2 separate regions of the Homo sapiens genome follow, and region 1 is linked to region 2. Evidence: chromatin loops called from intact Hi-C (ENCODE). Cell type or tissue: K562. All regions are shown on one strand. Links, peaks and the distances in the headings refer to the core of each region. The heading gives the core; the rest is flanking DNA. Region 1 overlaps TMC2 (transmembrane channel like 2). Region 2 overlaps LOC105372505 (a long non-coding RNA gene).

The links. A loop is a pair of places that touch in the nucleus more often than their neighbours do. Peaks named below come from ENCODE experiments on the same cell type or tissue, not always from the same donor. Only the 100,000 strongest peaks of a DNase experiment are listed, where the experiment ranks them.
Region 1: a loop joins it to region 2, with 2.4 times the contacts of the local background. A loop is called at or near these places in 1 of 110 quality-filtered maps.

Annotation. Positions count from the first base shown.
Region 1 is chr20:2,576,935-2,581,330 of GRCh38, reverse strand. It overlaps TMC2 (transmembrane channel like 2), which reads right to left. Exons shown (of 20, transcript NM_080751.3): 6 at 2,104-2,185; 7 at 1,275-1,381. Among named protein-coding and RNA genes, the nearest start is that of TMC2, 43 kb to the right of the region's middle. In K562, for the core only: no CTCF peak of the experiment used is centred there; a DNase peak (open chromatin) is centred at 2,680.
Region 2 is chr20:2,644,772-2,649,089 of GRCh38, reverse strand. All of the region lies in intron 1 of LOC105372505 (a long non-coding RNA gene), which reads left to right. Among named protein-coding and RNA genes, the nearest start is that of NOP56, 5.7 kb to the left of the region's middle. In K562, for the core only: a CTCF peak has its summit at 2,022 (motif pointing right); no DNase peak of the experiment used is centred there.

The sequences.
Region 1 (4,396 bases), core at 301-4,300, 68 kb after region 2:
GTAAGCACACATTTTGAGTAATATAGAAAAGAATTCAACAATTTTATGAATAATGTAACACTCCTTTGCTACCAAAGGCTATTATAATGCATGGTCAACCTCCTCCAATAAATCTGATTTAATTCACATTATGTGAAAGGTTTTTAATGTCCTGAAAGTGGCTGTGCAGAAAATGTAACTGCAGATAGAATTGACTCCAATATGCTCACAGAACCATTTATAACAAAATAGGAGTCAGTAAGTCATCAAAGAACCAATTAATACACCTGTGAGGAAGAAAATACTAAATGCACACATACTGTTCCTCTGAAAGCTGTTGAAGTAGACCCACTTGTGTACCCAGCACCAGCATCAAGGATTTCAGTCAGGACTGTAGCAATTGTAGCAATTGCTGTGCTCAGTGCTTAGTGAGCCACAGGCTCCTTGGAAAAGACCCTAAGCCATCACTCTGGGGACCTGAGATCCAATTCACAATGATCTTATTGTGTGACTTTGCACAAATTGCTCATTACCCCTTTTTTGTTTCTCAATTAATCATCTGTAGATAAGAATCTATTTATGTCCATAATAAGATTATATCTGGGGCCAGGTATGGTGGGTTATGCCTGTAATCCCAACACTTTGGGAGGCTGAGGTGGGAGAGCTACTTGAGCCCAGGAGTTCAAGGCTGCACTGAACCACGATCACATCACTGCCCTCCAACCTGGGCAACAGAGTGAGACCCTGTTTCTAAAAAAAACCTCCTTAAAAATTATATATGGGAGAATAGTGAGGAGTGATAGTCAAATCCAAGTTTTTTTGGTGATAAATAATGATATAATGTATTCTATCCCTCTCTTTTTTCTGAGAGTAAAAGAAAAAAACTCATTGAAACATTAATTCTCCACTGATCTTAAGGTAAAATGAGAAGTAGAAAAATGTAAGATTCACCTACTAATTAAGGAACAAAGTATTTTGGTTCCATTCTTTGTATTTAACTATCTGGGTAATTGATGTGAGTACATTAGGTCGTAGGTTGGTGCAAAAGTAATTGTAGTTTTTGCCATTACTTTTAATTTTATAAATTTACTTTTCATGGCAGTAATTTATAAATTACTTTTAATGGCAAAAAATTAAAATTACTTTTAATGCAAAACAATTACTTTTGCACCAGCCTAATAGCATTTTAAATGAATGACTGATTCTTTGTAAAACAGGAAGTATTTGGTTGATAATTGATGACGGTGGTCATAAGCCTTAACTCTATCCAAAGATTTAGGAAGTTCTTTTCTTACCTCTGGGATTATGACTAGACCAAATATTAAGCCAAAAAGGACAAGGTTAACTCCATACATCCATCGGAGAAAGATGAAATACGATGCCACTGAAGAACCAAAGTGACCTAGAGAGAGAAAAGACGGTGGGTATGAGTGCTGCAGAAGGAAAAAATGGACACTATTGAGCACTTTATGTGTGTGGTGGATTCAATTTTCACATCAGTCTGTTGAATGACACCTGGATCTCCCTTTCTTTTCCTGGATAAATAACCTGAGGCTCTTTGGGGTTAACTAACTTGCCTAAGTGCCCACAGTCAGAAAGTGAAAAAGCAGAATTTAAATCTTGGTCTGGGATGAGTGCGGTGGCTCACGTCTGTAATCCCAGCACTTTGGGAGGCTAAGGTGGGTGGATCACTTGAGGTCAGGAGTTCGAGACCAGCCTGGCCAACATGATGAAACCCTGTCTCTATTAAATATACAAAAAAATTAGCCAGGTGTGGTGGCCCAGACCTGTAATCCCAGCTACTCAGGAGGTTGAGACAGAAGAATCGCTTGAACCTAGGAGGTGAAGGTTGCAGTGAGCCAAGATCACACCACTGCACTCCAGCCTGGGCAACAGAGCGAGACTCTGTCTCAAAAATAAATAAAAATAAATAAATAAATAAATAAATAAATAAATAAATAAATAAAAAATAAATCTTGGCCTGACAAGTTCAAAACTCATTCTTTTTTCCTAATACAACAGAACCAATGAAATAATCTATTCAGAGGGCCAAGGAAACAATCCAAGCTCTTGGGAAACGCTTTAGGAAACCAATTAAAAAAACAGTGACACCAGCATACTCACTTTCAATGTCCTTGATCTTCATTTCCCAGGGGATACATTGAGTCTTGAAATTATCAAAGTCTCTCTTAAATTTGACCCATTTCTGAAATAAAAGACGTAAAACTCTCAGTTCCTTAACATGTCAACCTGGAGCACAAAGGGGCATGATGAGGGGCACGAGGAGGCCGACAGGTCAGCATGAGTCAGCATGGGTGAAGCTGCTGTCTTGCAGTCCCCAGCTCCTGCTGTCCTTGAGCCCAGGCTGCCAGAGGCAGGTGTTCAAACCTTTACTTCCCCAACGTCAGGCCTGGAGTGAGAGACAAGTGAGGGCCACCCCTTACTGTGCTGATAAAATTTCTGGTTTGGACAGTTTGTAGATAAAGTGAGAAATTCTCTGTACGATTTCTGATTTGGAGGGTCCGATTGAGTTAGCAACCTCTGATATGACTTTCTTCAACTTAAAACAAAAATTCAAAGGTAGAAGGAACTCTGGCTACTCTCAGACCCACGTCTGGCAGACAGCCAAGTGCCTCTCTCTGATAGGAACTGTCGCAAAATTGCAGGGGTGGTGCAACTGATAAGGAGATCTCAACCCATAGCTGAACATTCTTCTCCTGGGGGAACAACAGCCTCGCTTTTCTGAAAAGAGTCAGAAAGGCATGTTGCCCCCTCCTGTGATCTGTTCCCAGCTAGACACCCAGACTATGTACCAAACAGAAACCTGATCAGCCGTCTTTCTATGGCTGGGTGTTGTTTTGTCAACTCTCCAAGGGACTGCTCTCCACCAGCCCCACATTGTGGAAACAAATCCATTTGGAATAAAACAGATACTCATAGAAAGCTGAGGTAGAAATACTCATAGAAAGCATAAGAGGTAGTAGAGAGCAGATCCTAAGATCAGTTCCCATTATTATTATTATTGTTATTTTGAGATGGAGTCTCACTCTGTTGCCCAGGCTGGAGTGCAGTAGCGCAATCTCGGTTCACTGCAACCTCCACCTCCGGGGTTCAAGCTATTCTCCTGCCTCAGCCTCCTGAGTAGCTGGGATTACAAGCACGCACCACCACGCCTGGCCAATTTTTCTATTTTTAGTAGAGATGGGTTTCACCATGTTGGCCAGGCAGGCCTTGAACTCCTGATCTCAAGTGATCTGCCCGCCTCGACCTCCCAAAGTGTTGGGATTACAAACTTGAGCCACTGTGCCTGGCCCGGTTCCTATTATTAAAAGGTCTCCTCAGAACTTGTTCATGGAGGACATGAGATATTCCCCTGTAAAGTCACTAAAGTCCGCACCTGTGAAAAGAAGGGGCAAAAAATAAAGTCAGCAGAAGATGAAAGGGAAACGTTTCTTTTCAGACATGGTCTCACTCTGCTGCCCAGGCCGAGTGCAGGTGGCGCAAACATGGCTCACTGCAGCCTTGACCTCCTGGGCTCAAGTGATCTTCCTGCCTCAGCCTCCTGAGTAGCCACCACATTCGGCTAATTTTTTTTATTTTTTGTAGAGACAGGGTCTCACCATGCGGCCCAGGCTGGTCTCAAACTCCTGGGCTCAAGTGATCCGCCTGCTTTCAGCCTCCCAAAGTGTTAGGATTTCAGGTGTGAGCCACCATCCATCAAAACGGGAAAAATTTTGTGAAGGAATCAGACAGGCTTCCAGACCTGGTTTTCCAGATATAGTTTTGACCATCTCCTGATTGAATGATTGTATAAAGAAGGGAACCAGCTGTCAGAAGAGGGAGATGGTCCCAGATGCAAAAGAGAGGAGAAGCCCATCAGCAGACTGGTTGATAACAGTGGCAAAGATAGGAAGGATATGGTGATTGGCAGAAAACAGACACTGGGCAGCCCAGTCTCATTGCTTCATCCGCCCTCCCTAGCTCTGAGACTGTGTTCAAAAATACTCTTTGGGCTGGGCGTGGTGGCTCATGCCTGTAATCCCAGCTTTTTGGGAGGCTGAGGTGGGTGGATCACTTGAGGTCATGAGTTCGAAACCAGCCTGGCTAACATAGTGAAACCCTGTCTCTACTAAAAACAAATACAGGCTGGGGACGGTTGCTCACGCCTGTAATCTCAGCACTTTGGGAGATCGAGGCAGGTGGATCACCTGAGGGCAGGAGTTCAAGACCAGCCTGGCCAACATGGTCAAACCCTGTCTCTACTAAAAATACAATACTTAGCTGGGCGTGGTGGCAGGCACCTGTAATCCCAGCTATTCAGGAGGCTGAGGCAGGGGAGTCACTTAACCCAGGAGGCGGAGGTTGCAGTGAGCCAAGATCACACCACTGCACTCCAGCCAGGGTGACAGAGCGAGAC
Region 2 (4,318 bases), core at 1-4,000:
GATCTCGGCTCACTGCAAGCTCCACTTCCTGGTTCAGCCTTCTGAGTAGCTGGGATTACAGGCGTCTGGCACCACACCTGGCTAATTTTTGTATTTTTATTTTATTTTATTTTATTTTATTATTATTATTATTATTATTATTATTATTATTATTATTATTTGAGACGGAGTCTCGCCCTGTCGCCCAGGCTGGAGTGCAGTGGCGCAATCTTGGCTCACTGCAAGCTCCGCCTCCCAGGTTCACGCCATTCTCCTGCCTCAGCCTCCCGAGTAGCTGAGACTACAGGCGACCGCCACCGCATCCGGCTAATTTTTTGTATTTTTAGTAGAGATGGGGTTTCTCCGTGTTAGCCAGGATGGTCTCAATCTCCTGACCTTGTGATCCGCCCGCCTTGGCCTCCCTAAGTGTTGGGATTACAGGCGTGAGCCACCACGTCTGGCTAATTTTTGCATTTTTAGTAGAGAGAGGTTTCACCATGTTGGCCAGGCTGGTCTCAAACTCCTGACCTTGTGATCTGCCTGCCTCAGCCTCCCAAAGTGTGAGCCAGCGCTCCCTGCTGATTTTTGTATTTTTAGTAGAGACGGGGTTTACCATGTTGGCCAACCTGGTCTCAAACTCCTGACCTCAGGTGATCTGCCTGCCGCGGCCTCCTAAAGTGATGGGATTACAGGCATGAGCCACCATGCCTGGCCTGTATATCTTATTTTGAGAAATGTCTATTCAGATCTTTTGCCTATTTTTAAATTGGATTATTATGTTTTTTCCTTAAAGAGTTGTTTGAGCTCCTTATATGTTCTAGATTTTGGATTTTCGAATTAGGGATGCTCAACCTGGTAAGTATTATGCAAATATTCTAAAATCTGAAAAAGAATTTGAAATCCAAAACACTTCTGGTTGCAAGCATTTTGGATAAGGGATACTCAACTTGTACTAACCTGTGACCCCTGACTTCAGAGACTTTGCAATCCTGGGAGACTGAATATAATCAGGTGCTAAGATGCAGTTGTATGCAAGCTGACAGGAAGACAATTTGGCCCAGTGTTCCTGAGGTAGACTTCATGGCAAGAAGGGATTTAGCTATTCATAGAAGAGTGTGTAGGTCATTTAGAGATGGAGGATGGAAAGAGAGTGGAAGCAAAAGCCAGAAACAAGAGAAGAACCTGCTAGAGGTGTAAAATGCAAACTGGTCAGTAGTTGGACAAAAGACTGAAGGATCTAGAATGTAAGAAACCTTGAATGAAAGTCAGGATGAGTGGTTTTGGTCTGATGAGACTCTTGCTTTTCCATTAAGCAGTGTTTGGAGATTAATTTGGAGGTGATATGGAGGACAAATTGCTCACAGGGCTCCCACTGAGCAAATGTCCTGCAGGGACAGCAGGTCTGAGTGGGAGCCATGAGTTTCCCAGATGTGCTCCAGGTTCCACATTAAAGCCAGGTGGCAGGTGGGGCCTATTTCTTTTTCTCTGTCCATAAGACTGTTCACCCATTGGGAAGAACCATATACTATATCATCTGACCTTTTTCATTTAGCCCAGCCTATGGCTAACTGTGTCATTTTGGTGTCCATTAGCCCAAGGTTTTTACTCTGGCAACACTAATGGGGACCTATGGAAGTGGAATGTGCTATTTCAGTTTCAGTGCCAGGCCATGCACAGTGGCTCACGCCTGTAATCCCAGCACTTTGGGAGGCCGAGGTGGGTGGATCACTTGAGGTCAGGAGTTCGAGACCAGCCTAGCCAACATGGTGAAACCCCATCTCTACTAAAAATACAAAAATGAGCTGGGCGCGGTGGTGGGCACCTATAATCCCAGGTACTTGGGAGGCTGAGGCAGGAGAATCGCTTGAACCCGGAAGTCGGAGGCTGCAGTGAGCCAAGATCGCTCCACTGCACTCCAGCCTAGGCGACAGCGAGATTCCATCTCAAAAATAAATAAATAAATAAATAAATAAATAAATAAATAAATAAAATAAATTCAGTGCCTTGGGAGAGCTTCGGGAAAGGAAATTTCATGAAACTACCACAAGAGGGCGGCACTTTATACTCCTTTTGTGAGTGAGAAAATTCTCATAAAATTTAAAAGGCTTGCTAGCAATTCCTGGGCTCTTTTCTCAAAAGTGGAAAGAAACCCTACAATATTCTTTGGCAGTGAGTTACATGTATATGCAGCATTTCTTTATAAAGACACAGGAGAATGAAAAGTACCTTGGGAAGGTGGTTTAGCCCAGCATTCCTTGTGTTTTTTTGGCAGTGATGACCTGGCAGCTTCTGAAGCCTGGCCATTGATTAGGATTATAGAGCACAAGATACTGTTGTGTTTATCCCCTGAGCCCAAGGATGTTAGATCTTATCCATGCCTGTGATGATATCTGTTATTTATTGAGTACTTAGCATAATGCTTGGCACATTACAGTCTTACTTCCATCAACTTGTTGAATCTTCACAGACAAATTTGGAGGTTGGTTTTATATAGCCCATTTTCCAGACGCGGTTCAGTGATAGAGTTATCTGTATGCTCTATATACCACATCTACCCCAACTATGACCTTGGGCCTTTCTTCATGTTTTTCAAGCTAATACTATATTGAAAGATAAAGTATCTGGCACAACACTGCAGACAGTTGTCTTTAATAGCAATCCTCACACTCTATAAACAAACCTGCTTAGAATATTTGATGGTACTCACACACCTGGTGATTTTGCCATTGAAAATTATACTTCAGTTTTTATTCCCTAGGAATCAAAAGGGATAAAGTTCCTATCTTATTTTTGTTTTTGAGACAGGGTCCCTCACTTTGTCACCCAGGCTGTAGTGCAGTGGTGTGGTCTCGGCTCACTGCAACCTCTGACTCCTGGGCTCAAGCGATCCTTTCCATCTCAGCCTTCCGAGTAGTTGGAACTACAGGCATGCACTGGCTAATTTTTGTATTTTTTGTAGAAATGGGGTATCACCATTTTGCCCAGGCTGGTCTCGAACTCCTGGGCTCAAGCAATCCACTTGCCTCAGCCTCCAAAATGCTAGGATTACAGGCATGAGCCACCATGCCTGGCCTCTATCCTTAGTTTTAAAGTCATCTCTTGGGAACAGCTTATAGGATTTTAAAATCTCCATCAGATAGTCTTTGCCTTCTATCTAGAAGTTTAGTCCGTTTGCATTTATTTTGATTCCTGATATATTTTGGTTTATTTCTTTCGTCTTATGTGCTTTATATTTTATTTGTTGTGCTATTTTTGTTTATTTGCCTTTTTTCTTCCTGTTTTGGAGGCACTATCAACCTAATGCCACTTTTTTTTTTCTTTTCTGAGATGGGGTTTTGCTCTTGTTGCCCAGACTGGAGTGCAATGGTACAATCTCGGCTCACCACAACCTCCGCCTCCCGGGTTCAAGCGATTCTCCTGCCTCAGCCTCTCGAGTGGCTGGGATTACAGGCATGAGCCAACATGCCCAGCTGATTTTTGAATTTTTGGTAGAGACGGGGTTTCACCATGTTGGACAGGATGGTCTCGGCCTCTTGACCTTGTGATCCACCCGTCTTGGCCTTCCAAAGTGCTGGGATTACAGGTGTGAGCCATCACGCCTGGCCTGAAAGTCTTGAAAAAAATAAATTAAAATTTTCATTTGAGTTTTTTGGAACATACAGATACAGTTGACCCTTGAACAACATGGGTTTGAACTTCACAGATCCACTTATATGTGATTTTCTTCCATCTCTGCCACCCCTAAGACAGCAAGACCGACCCCTTTTCTTCCTCCTCCTCCTCCTCCTCAGCCTACTCAGCATGAAGATGACAAGGATGAAGACTTACGATGATCCACTTTTGCTTGATGAATATTAAATATATTTTCTCCTCTTCATGATCTTCTTAATAACATTTTTTCCTAGCTAGCTTATTCTATTGCAAGAATACAGTATTAATACATGTAACATATAAAATTTGTGTTAACTGACTTTATGTTATCAGTAAAACTTCCATTCAACAGCAGACTACCATTAGTTAACTTCTGGGGAAGTCAAAAGCTATACATGGGTTTTTGACTGCAGGGGGGTCAGCACTCCTAGACCCAGTGTTGTTCAAGGGTCAACTGTAGCATATGAATTTAGAGCCTCTCTGTGAGAGCTGCCTTGTGGCTAGAACTTCTCAATGGAGACTTTTTCTCCTCTACTTTCTGCCAAGGTCAAGAGAAATACATGTCTCTTTCTGCATGGCGGGTTTATTTTTTATTGTCCATTATTGAGCATGAGGAACTTGGTGCTCCAGCTTTGGGTGGGTCTCTACCCACCCACTTCAGAGCACGTCTGAAGTGACTTTACTGAGC